2 separate regions of the Homo sapiens genome follow, and region 1 is linked to region 2. A link is a contact called in ENCODE Hi-C or POLR2A ChIA-PET data. All regions are on one chromosome and are shown on one strand. The core of a region is the stretch at or near the end of the contact, and the rest is flanking DNA. Distances in the headings are between cores, read along the strand shown.

The links. A loop is a pair of places that touch in the nucleus more often than their neighbours do. ChIA-PET counts read pairs that join two places held with the same protein, here RNA polymerase II (POLR2A). Pooled maps may share reads with other maps.
Region 1: a map of B cell shows a loop between it and region 2 (6-fold over the local background). The contact joins two enhancer-like sites. A Hi-C loop is called at or near these places in 1 of 168 maps with a recorded cell type or tissue (B cell), 28 of 37 single-sample maps with no recorded cell type and 12 of 50 pooled maps. POLR2A ChIA-PET finds 5 or more read pairs at or near these places in 3 of 52 experiments (GM12878, MCF 10A and activated T-cell).

Annotation. Positions count from the first base shown.
Region 1 is chr1:41,620,236-41,624,728 of GRCh38, forward strand. All of the region lies in intron 3 of HIVEP3 (HIVEP zinc finger 3), which reads right to left. All of the region lies in intron 1 of LOC128125817, which reads right to left. Among named protein-coding and RNA genes, the nearest start is that of EDN2, 140 kb to the left of the region's middle. RefSeq lists enhancers at 2,891-2,980, 3,141-3,310. Within about 2 kb of position 3,201, at least 3 of the 41 ENCODE cell types and tissues checked have a DNase peak (open chromatin) inside an H3K27ac peak, as active enhancers do; they include B cell and GM12878, where a contact is called at or near this core.
Region 2 is chr1:41,725,151-41,729,424 of GRCh38, forward strand. The region is part of intron 1 of HIVEP3 (HIVEP zinc finger 3); the gene reads right to left. Among named protein-coding and RNA genes, the nearest start is that of HIVEP3, 190 kb to the right of the region's middle. RefSeq lists an enhancer at 3,207-3,276. Within about 2 kb of position 2,306, at least 17 of the 41 ENCODE cell types and tissues checked have a DNase peak (open chromatin) inside an H3K27ac peak, as active enhancers do; they include B cell and GM12878, where a contact is called at or near this core.

The DNA of each region.
Region 1 (4,493 bases), core at 1,951-4,450, 100 kb before region 2:
ACCTGCAGCTACGCTGGCCAGGAGCACAAACCTCAAGCAAACAGAAATTTTTTCTCGTGATTTCAGTTTTAGTTTGATTGACATTTTTATTTACCCATGACATAGTTTCTTTTAGGATAGCTGGCTTTATTCTAAAGAGCAGCCCAAACTAAGTGGCCTAGGTGATTTGGCTGTTCAAATCTCCCTTTTCTGATCCTCCTGTCCTGCCCTACCTCTCCTCTCACCTGTCTGAGCACTTCTCTGACTCTTCCATCCAAGCTTTTTCTTCCTAGATGCCTGTACTCAGTCCTCAAGCTTTGGTCTCTAATCCCCTGCTTTTCTCTCTCTGCACTGCTCACCTTGACTTGGTAGCAGCTTCCACAGCTGCACACATCACCTGCCCCACCCAGCACGCCCCAATCCTGCATTTCCAGCAGCTCTCACATTCAATATGCTTAGTGCCCCACTCATCTTTTCACCCCTCTGTCTCTGGTAAACCTTCAGGCTTGCGACACTAGTGCTACCTCTAAACTCCACTCTCCTTTGTCCTCATAGCACCCATTCACCCAGTCACTCACCCTCCACTCCTACCCTTTCCTTCAAGCAAACAGAAACCCTGATTGGTTCAACAATTACTGATCAACCACTACTGTGCACCAGGCAGTGCTGGGTACCGGAGGCATTTGCCTTGGCCTGTTCTTCTTCCACCTGCGGCACCTCGAGGACCACCCGAGGCCCTGAGATTGGGAGAGGAAGCCTGTTCCATAACTGGTCAGCCCCACACCTGCAAGTAATTGACAGTGTGACCCTGGGCAAGTCACTTGCCACGTTTGAGCTTGGGTGTTCCCAATTGCCCTTTGGGAGGATTATTCATTCCCGCCTCACCTGTCCCCAGTCCAGCTGGGAAAGGCATCACCCGGCTTCCTACAGGTGACACCAGTCTGAATAATACTTGTGGTGCACCCATAGCCATGGTGCAGCCTCTTCCTCCCACAGACCACGGCCTTGACCCCCTTCAGCCTCCTGGCCCCCAGTATGGGACAGAGCCCTGGAATCTGCATTTTAAAGAAACTCAAGGTAATTCTGTTATGGGAGGGTATGTGGACACACATGGAGAAATTCTGGCTCACAGGATAAAGTCTAAGCTTCCTCACCACCCCCAACTCATTGATGAAAACTTCGCCCTGCTTTCCAGCATTGGCCCCCTCTGTCTCCCAAGGGAGGGCCTGCAGCCGTGGCCAGACTGCTCTGTCCACTCCCCACCCTGAGCTCAGCAATGAGCCTGCTCTTCTTCTTCTTTTGTTTTGTTTTGTTTTTCGAGACAGGGTCTTGCTGTGTCCCTCAGGCTGCAGTGCAGTGGTATAATCACAGCTCACTGCAGCCTCCGTCTCCTGGGCTCAAGCCATCCACCCGCTTCAGTCTCAATATTTAGGACTACAGGAGTATGACCACCACATCTGGCTAAATTTTTTATTTTTCTAGTTTTTGAGATGAGGTCTCACTACCTTGCCCATTCTAGTCTCAAACTCTCCGGCTCAGGTGATCCTCCTGCCTCAGCCTCCCAAGTAGCTGGGATTACAGGCCTAAGCCCCCAGGCCTGGTCAGCCCTGCTCTTCTCTTATGACTTCCCCAACTTGGAAAGACTTCCTGACCTCCCTATCTCTGCAAGTCTCTTTCCCACCCTGCAACATCCAACTCAAATGCCTTCACCTTCCTCTATCAAGCTCAGAATCTCCACTTGACATCAGTTAGGGCCAAACACACAGACCATCATCATTTCCTGCCTGGATTGCTGGCTGGCTTTTGACTGGCTCATATCCTAGCTTTCTAAGCTGACTGTGAGCTCCCTGAGGCCAACCATCCATCTTGCAGATCCTTGGGTTCAATAACAAATGCTTACTGAGCACCTGCAGAAACCTATACAGCAGCACCCTGCTGGGTGTACAGAAGAGGAAGGCCGAATCCCTGCCTAGAGGGGAGCCCCTCTCATGGAGAGACAGATGGAACTTGCATATATGACCAGGGTAGAAATAAAGACAGGGTACCACAGAATCCCAGAGTAAAGGTCCTAATGCCATGGGGAAGGGGCACTCAGGGGGCAGGGAAGGAAAACTCAGAAAGAGGGAGCAGCACACGCAAAGGATTAAAGTGTGACATGTTCTGCACAAGAGCAGGGGTGGGGGAGGAAGAAGGATGGAGATAACGGGAACAGGCTGAACTGGGAATGCTGAGCTAAGGGTCTGGATTCATCCTGTAGGTCAAGGGTTGGCAAATCCAGCCGGCTGCCTGTTTTCGTACATAAAATTTTACTGGAACACAACCACGCCCATTTTTTACATATTATCTGTGGTTGCTTCCAGGCTGCAATGACAAAGTCAAGAGAGACTATATGCCCGGCAAAGCTTCAAATACTATCTGGCCATTCAGAGCAAAAGAATGCTCATTCCTGCCATAGACGCTGGAAGCTATGGGTGGATTTTAAGCAGCAGATAGCAGGGTCAGATTTGTGTTTCACGTTTCTATCACTCTCGGATCATGCTGGGATGTGCTGGAGCAGGCAAGCCAGGGGAAAGGGAAGGTGGCTGGGAGGCTGGTACAGTTTTCCAGGTAGGGGATGGAGATCAACAACAACATTGCTGTTTTTTATTAAGAGATTCATTAAGAGTTGCTATGTGCCCACACTGGGCTGTGCCCTTTACACATATTCATTTAATCTGCAGAGTAACTGCTGGATATAGCTAGAGTTGTTATCTCCATCCTACTGATGAGGCACAGAGAAGTGAAGTCATTTGCCCAAGGTCACGCAGCCAGTATGAGACAGAGCCCGGATGCAAACCCAGTGGTCCAAACCTGAGCTGGGGCCCTCAGTGCCAAGCTCCAGGGCTTCAGTGTCAAGCATGTTTTTGGCAACAGATCCCTTCGAGCCTCCCTGGGAATACACAGAACACAAATCCTCTAAAGGAGAAAATCTACCCCAGCCGAGTCAGGCAGGAAGTGGGAGGCAGCAGTGTGGCTATTTTGGAGAAGCGACACGAGAAACCACGAAACTTCCTACCTGTCCCGTTTTGCTCCCATCTGTCCTCAGAAACAAGGCTGCCCCTCTCCAAGATAAAAAGGTGTTTCTCCCCACACAGTGGCTCTGCCACTGGTGGTGGGAGAGAGAGCACTAAGCTTAGCACACACTTGCTATTTTTAAAGGGCTATATAAACAAACAGGGCTATGTAAATAAGAAAAAAATGAGGTCATCCTTTTAAAACCTAAAAATGTCCCTTTTCTATGGGGTGAGCAGCACAACCTCAGAAAGCACAGGGGTTTTTCTATCCCCTTGAGGCTTCTCTAGCCCATGGCCTCCAAAAACCACCAGGCCTGGCTCTCTTCCTTGCACCCACTGAGTGAAGGGCAGGTGGCCTGGGAGTCAGGACTCCTGGGTTTCATTCCTGGGTCTGTGGGCTTTGCCTCAAATGCCTAAGGCCAATGTGCAATCCCAGCCACCACCATCCAGGGAACCTGACATCCAACCCCACGCCGGTCTCTCACAAACACGGCCCATGCTCCAGGCCCTCCTCCTCCTGTGCCAGCCCTGGTTTGGCAAGCTGATTCTCCTGGCCCCTCGGGTATCCTTTTTCCTCCCCACTGCCTCACACCTTGACCTGTTGAATGGCCACAGAGGCTCTCTGCATGCCGATCAGAGTGACGTGTATGCTCCCCACCCCCACTTCTCTGCACACATGTTTACCTTGCTCCACGCTCTTCTGCACCTTTTCTTCAAAGGCGCGGGCCAGAGGTCATTAAAGCAGCCCCAGGAGCTGAGTTTGCTCATCAACAACTGCTAGGAGACTTCCCAAGCCTCAGCAGAAGCTCACATGGCCTCCCTGGGTTGCGAAGAGTACTATTTCCACTACTGACTGCACTCTCCACAGCATCACCTCAACTTCTCCCCTCCCCATCTCTCCTCCTTCCTCCTCTGCCTCCAACTCTCAGCATCCGTGGCCCCTCCATTATCCTCCAGTACAAAAATGAGAACCACCAATATTTGCTGAAGGGGTAGTCTCCAAATTGTGTTCCATGAAAGTGTTTCAGAGGCTCTCCAAATGTTCCACGAGCATGTTATTCTAAAAGTACAGTTTGACTCCTATTCTAACAGAAAACGAGCACGTACACACATTCAAACATGCTCTATAGCACATGGGAACACACTGAATATAGCCAACAAGTGCTGCCGGTTTAATTTGGTTTGTGCAGACCTCAGATGAAGGTCTGGGTAGATCTTGACCTTCACCGTTGAAATGTATCTTCAGTTAGGAAGAGTGGAGCTCTTCACTGGGTATCTTTGTGTTGTCATTTTTTAAATTCAGGACTCTATATGCGTACACAAAACCATACAAGCAAGTACACTCTGAAGCTTTCAATGACAAGACAATGTATTATGTGGATTATCATGAAAATATCATAAATGATTGTGGGGCTTCCTGTCTGACTTATGTGTGTAATAGGAAGGAATTCAAGCAGTTGT
Region 2 (4,274 bases), core at 1,056-3,555:
AATGAAACAGCTGACCCTAAGCAGGATGGGCACATAAGAGGCACCTCTCATGCTGTGAATGGCATCCCTGAATCAAGAACGCTTCGGGACATGCAGACATGCAGCTGGGCCCCTAACTGGTTGCCACTTATCAGCCGATGTCTCCTCACTCCTGCCACAAGCCTCTCCCAGTCACAGGGACAAGGGAATGATGGTTCCTTACAAGGAATAGCTGTCAAGAGGCAAGAGAACAGACATCTCTTTTTCCTGAATTATGTTAGAGCCCAGGAGGGATGTTCAATCTTCAAGGGCATGTGCGGACCTACCTAATGCAACAGCAATGGAATAACTAAGAATTCCCAGGACTTCCCACCTCCCAAAGCCCAAACTATTGTCTGTGCTGATGGTAACTGCTCGCTCCAAGATGAATGGGCAGAAGCTGGGATGAAAGGCCCAGACACATAGGACTGATAAAGCAAACAGGTTCAGTGTCCAGCATCCGTATGGAAACTCCATAAGAGGCAAGGGCCAACAGTCCTCTGTCCCTTCCTCCAGTGACCCCCAAAAGACAGGCAGGCACTATCAGATCTCCAGGATAGGCTCAACAATACTGGAAAACAGGTGTATTGTCCCCATTTTGCAGATGAGGACATAGTGGCTCAGAGAGATGAGTTGACCAGTCCCAGGGTCATTTTAAGACCCAAGCTGCATTACTTTTGGAAGCCTCCCCGACATTCTATAAAATTTATCCCTTGCTGAATGTAATATTTTGCTGGAAAACAACTATACATTTAAAAGATAATTTTGTTTTTGAAGTGATTTTCAGTGAGTAACCTGTAGTATGAATGATATGCTCTGATTTCTCAGCAGTCATTGTCTGCAATCAGGAACCTTGGCAAGGTGAGGCATGCTAACCCCCAAAAGGAGGGCTGTTTCTATAAAAACTAAATCATACAATTCATTATGCTTGAGTATATTAACTAAATATTAATTTTGATGAGCAGTTTTCATATTTTGAAACCAAACCTTTTTCTTTTCATGTCTCAAGCATTTTCATGAGCCCTCGAGAAGCCACATGGGCCCATGGTGTCTCCCGGGTAAATCAAACCCGGGATGGACCTGAGATTTGAACACAGGTCTACTTCCAAAACCAGGGCTCCTTCCTCAATGTCTGGCTGCCTCCAAGAGTCAAGGCACCATCTCTAAGTTGTAACAGGGAAACTACCAAATAGAACCAGCAGGCAAGCAGGCATGAAGGGGGCTGGAAGTGAGGCCCTTTGAGAAGCTGTTACAGATTTTGTAGATGTTTGATCATAAACAGCCATGGCAGTGGGTGACGTTTACACACCCGCTCATGTTAAGTCCCACAGTTACCTCCTTTTGAGCGTGGAGGGGTTAGGAAACTCCCAGTGTCACATAGATAGCAAGTGGCCTCACCACGATTTGAACTGGGGGAGTTGTGCTCTGGAGTCCAAAATCTTAACTGCTCTGGGATACTGGGACACTGGAGCAGAAGGATTTGGGGCAAGTCTGGAGAGGCCCAAGTGCAATACTGAGACATCTAGAACAATAGGAGAGAGGAGATCAGTTCTTTTGGGGAAGGTCAAAGATAGAGGACAGGTGTGGAGGCTGGCAGGTCTCAGCTGACTAGAGAGAAGAACTTTCTTAAAAAAGGCAGAGCTGTCGAACAATGGAGGGCTGCCCTACCCTGAGTGTTGAGTGCCTGGTGGCTGGCAGTCTGCAGGGAAAATGATGCCTCTGTGCTGGGCATGGGGGCAGGGGCTCTTGCTGTGGTAGAGGGCTGTACATATGGACTCCAGAGGGCGTAAGTGATAATCCTCTCTTCCTTTCTCAGAACCACCTTTCTACAGGCTTTGGTGTCTCAGCGCGGGAGGCACAGATGGCGAGGTCTGCCTTTGGCCAGGTGTGGGCGCCCAGTGTTGGGGGAGAAGACTGCAGGCACAGAAGACTGAACTCACAGGCAGGTCCGGAGATGCAGAGCTGGTGTTCACTGGGTTTTTCTATGTGCTAGTTACTGGAGCTTCACGTGTGTCATCTCCTTCTCTCCTCACACTCTCTGAGGGTGGACTTCCTCCCATCTCATAGATGAGAAAGAGCCTGGGGCCCAGAGAGGCTAAGCAGGGAACCTGGGGCTGCTTGGGATCCTAGGGCGATCTGACAGCCACCTCAGCTTCCCCACCACGAGGGATGAAGCCGGGAGGCAGCCCCTTCCTGTGCCTGACCCCTACCAGCTGGGAAATGTGGCCCAGGCAGGCAAGGCCTCTGGGGATCCCAAAGTGGCAGCAGGCAGTGGGAGCTGAGCAGAGAGGAGTAGGGGTGGGCTGGGGGGACACTGCCAGACGGAAATGAAAGTGGCCTTGAGAAAAAGGAACGAGGGAAGAAAAGCAGAAACTAAAACAAGTGACAAAGAAAACGAGAGTGTCCAGAGGAAGTGGCTGAGGGGCGCGGCGCCGCCGGAGGAATCCCCCGCAGACCGGTGTTTCCTCTCTTCTCAGAGGCCTCGGGGTGGAGGACTAGCTGACCAACTGCTCCGTCACTTTGGGCCAGAGGCAGCCCGGGTGACTTTGGCAAGCATGGCCTCATCCCGCCAGCCTAGGAAGGAGCACCAGACACAGAGCCCCAAGCCCTGGGCTGGAGTCGTAGTCAGCTACTTCCTGCTGGGTCATTCTGGGACATTTATTAGACCTCTCTAGTACCCAGTTTCCTATCTATAAAATGGGTATAACCATCCTGAGCCCACCACACTGCTGGAAGGATCTCCTGAGCAAATGCCCTCATCCAGGGCCTGACGGGTGCATGTTGGGGTAGGTGGGCTGTGCACACAGCGGCAGGGTGCACCTTCAGGATACCTGGGGAACAGACAGGGAGAGTATCCACCATCTTATTGTTGAACAAGAATGCATCAACGCTTGCTGGTCCTTAATCACCCTAGGCTTTGTCAGGCCTGGGAACAAAGGGCTGAATAAGGGCCAGTCTATTCCCAATTACAGACTCTGCATGCAACTCCAGTTCCTTATCCCAGCTCTCCTACTTGGTAGCTGTGCAACCTTGAGCAAGTGACTTGACCTCTCTGAGTATCTTTCTTCACCCATAAAGCTAGAACAATAAGCATATCTGTCTTCTAGGTTGCAAGGAATAAATGAGACCACACTCAATCCAAAGCCAGGCACAAATTCCTCAGCCCCAGCCCAGGGAGTGCCCAGCCTAGAGGGGAGCTGGAGTCCAAGGACATGAGCAGGCTGTAATGATAGACGGCACCCAGGCCTGGGGCACTCAGTGCTGGGCAGGGGATGCGGGGCTGGTTCTGCCAAGGCGACAGAGCAGGGGGAGTAAGGGGGGGTGAAATGTAATCCCAAGGGGACAGCATGAGCAAATGTGCAGGGGAGGGGCCAAAGGCGATATGCTTGGGATCTGCAGAGGGTGGATGAGGCCAGACTTGTTCTCAATCTACAGCCCCACTGACAGTTCTCAGACTGGCCCTGGAAGTGATACGGGCATGCCACTGGGGATGCTACAGTCAGCTCTTAATGCAGGGCTGGCTTCTAGGGTCAGCTTCTACAGCCAGACTTGCCTAGGCTGCAGTTTGTCTCCAGACAGACACGGGAATTCCCCCAAGGGGTGGGCATGGTTCTTGTGAACTGCTGTGGCCTGGGACTGGGCTTAGAGTACAGGCAGCTGCTGCGGTGAAGGTGTCAGAAGGCACAGGCTAGGGTCCCAGAGAGGTTTAGGAGGGGGTTTCTCTGCTGGGTGTTTGCTCAGTGCTGGATGGTGGGTGCTGAGGGCCTCATTTGCATAGGGAGAGCAGCTGCTGTCCCAGCCACACTGCTGCCCACAATCTCCACGTGGCTGCAATCTCGCTCTCAGTCACCATCTCCCACATGGACTAGGGGTTACCCAGGCTGCCTTGGCCACGTGCTTCCCCCAACACACAGCCATCCAGGAACAACCAGAAATCAGACTACTGTCTCCGCCACCCTCAGGGGTTCCATTCAGGGAGTCCACCTCCCAAGGTGGCTGTGGGAATAAAACGAGATCCTGGGGGAAGCAGAGAGCCCAGTGCACAGGGGTGATCAGTAACCGGCAGCCCCTTTCCCTGCCTTTCCCTCTACTTCCAACATTATGTTGTGAAGAACAGGGCAGACCTGGGCCCATGCTATCTCTCACCCTGGCTCTGTGACTTGAGGCAACTCACTCCAACTCTGTAAATCAACTGCTCATCTGCAAAACTGGCAAGAAACTGAGAAGGCACTGGTTCTCAGATTGGCAAAGCTCAT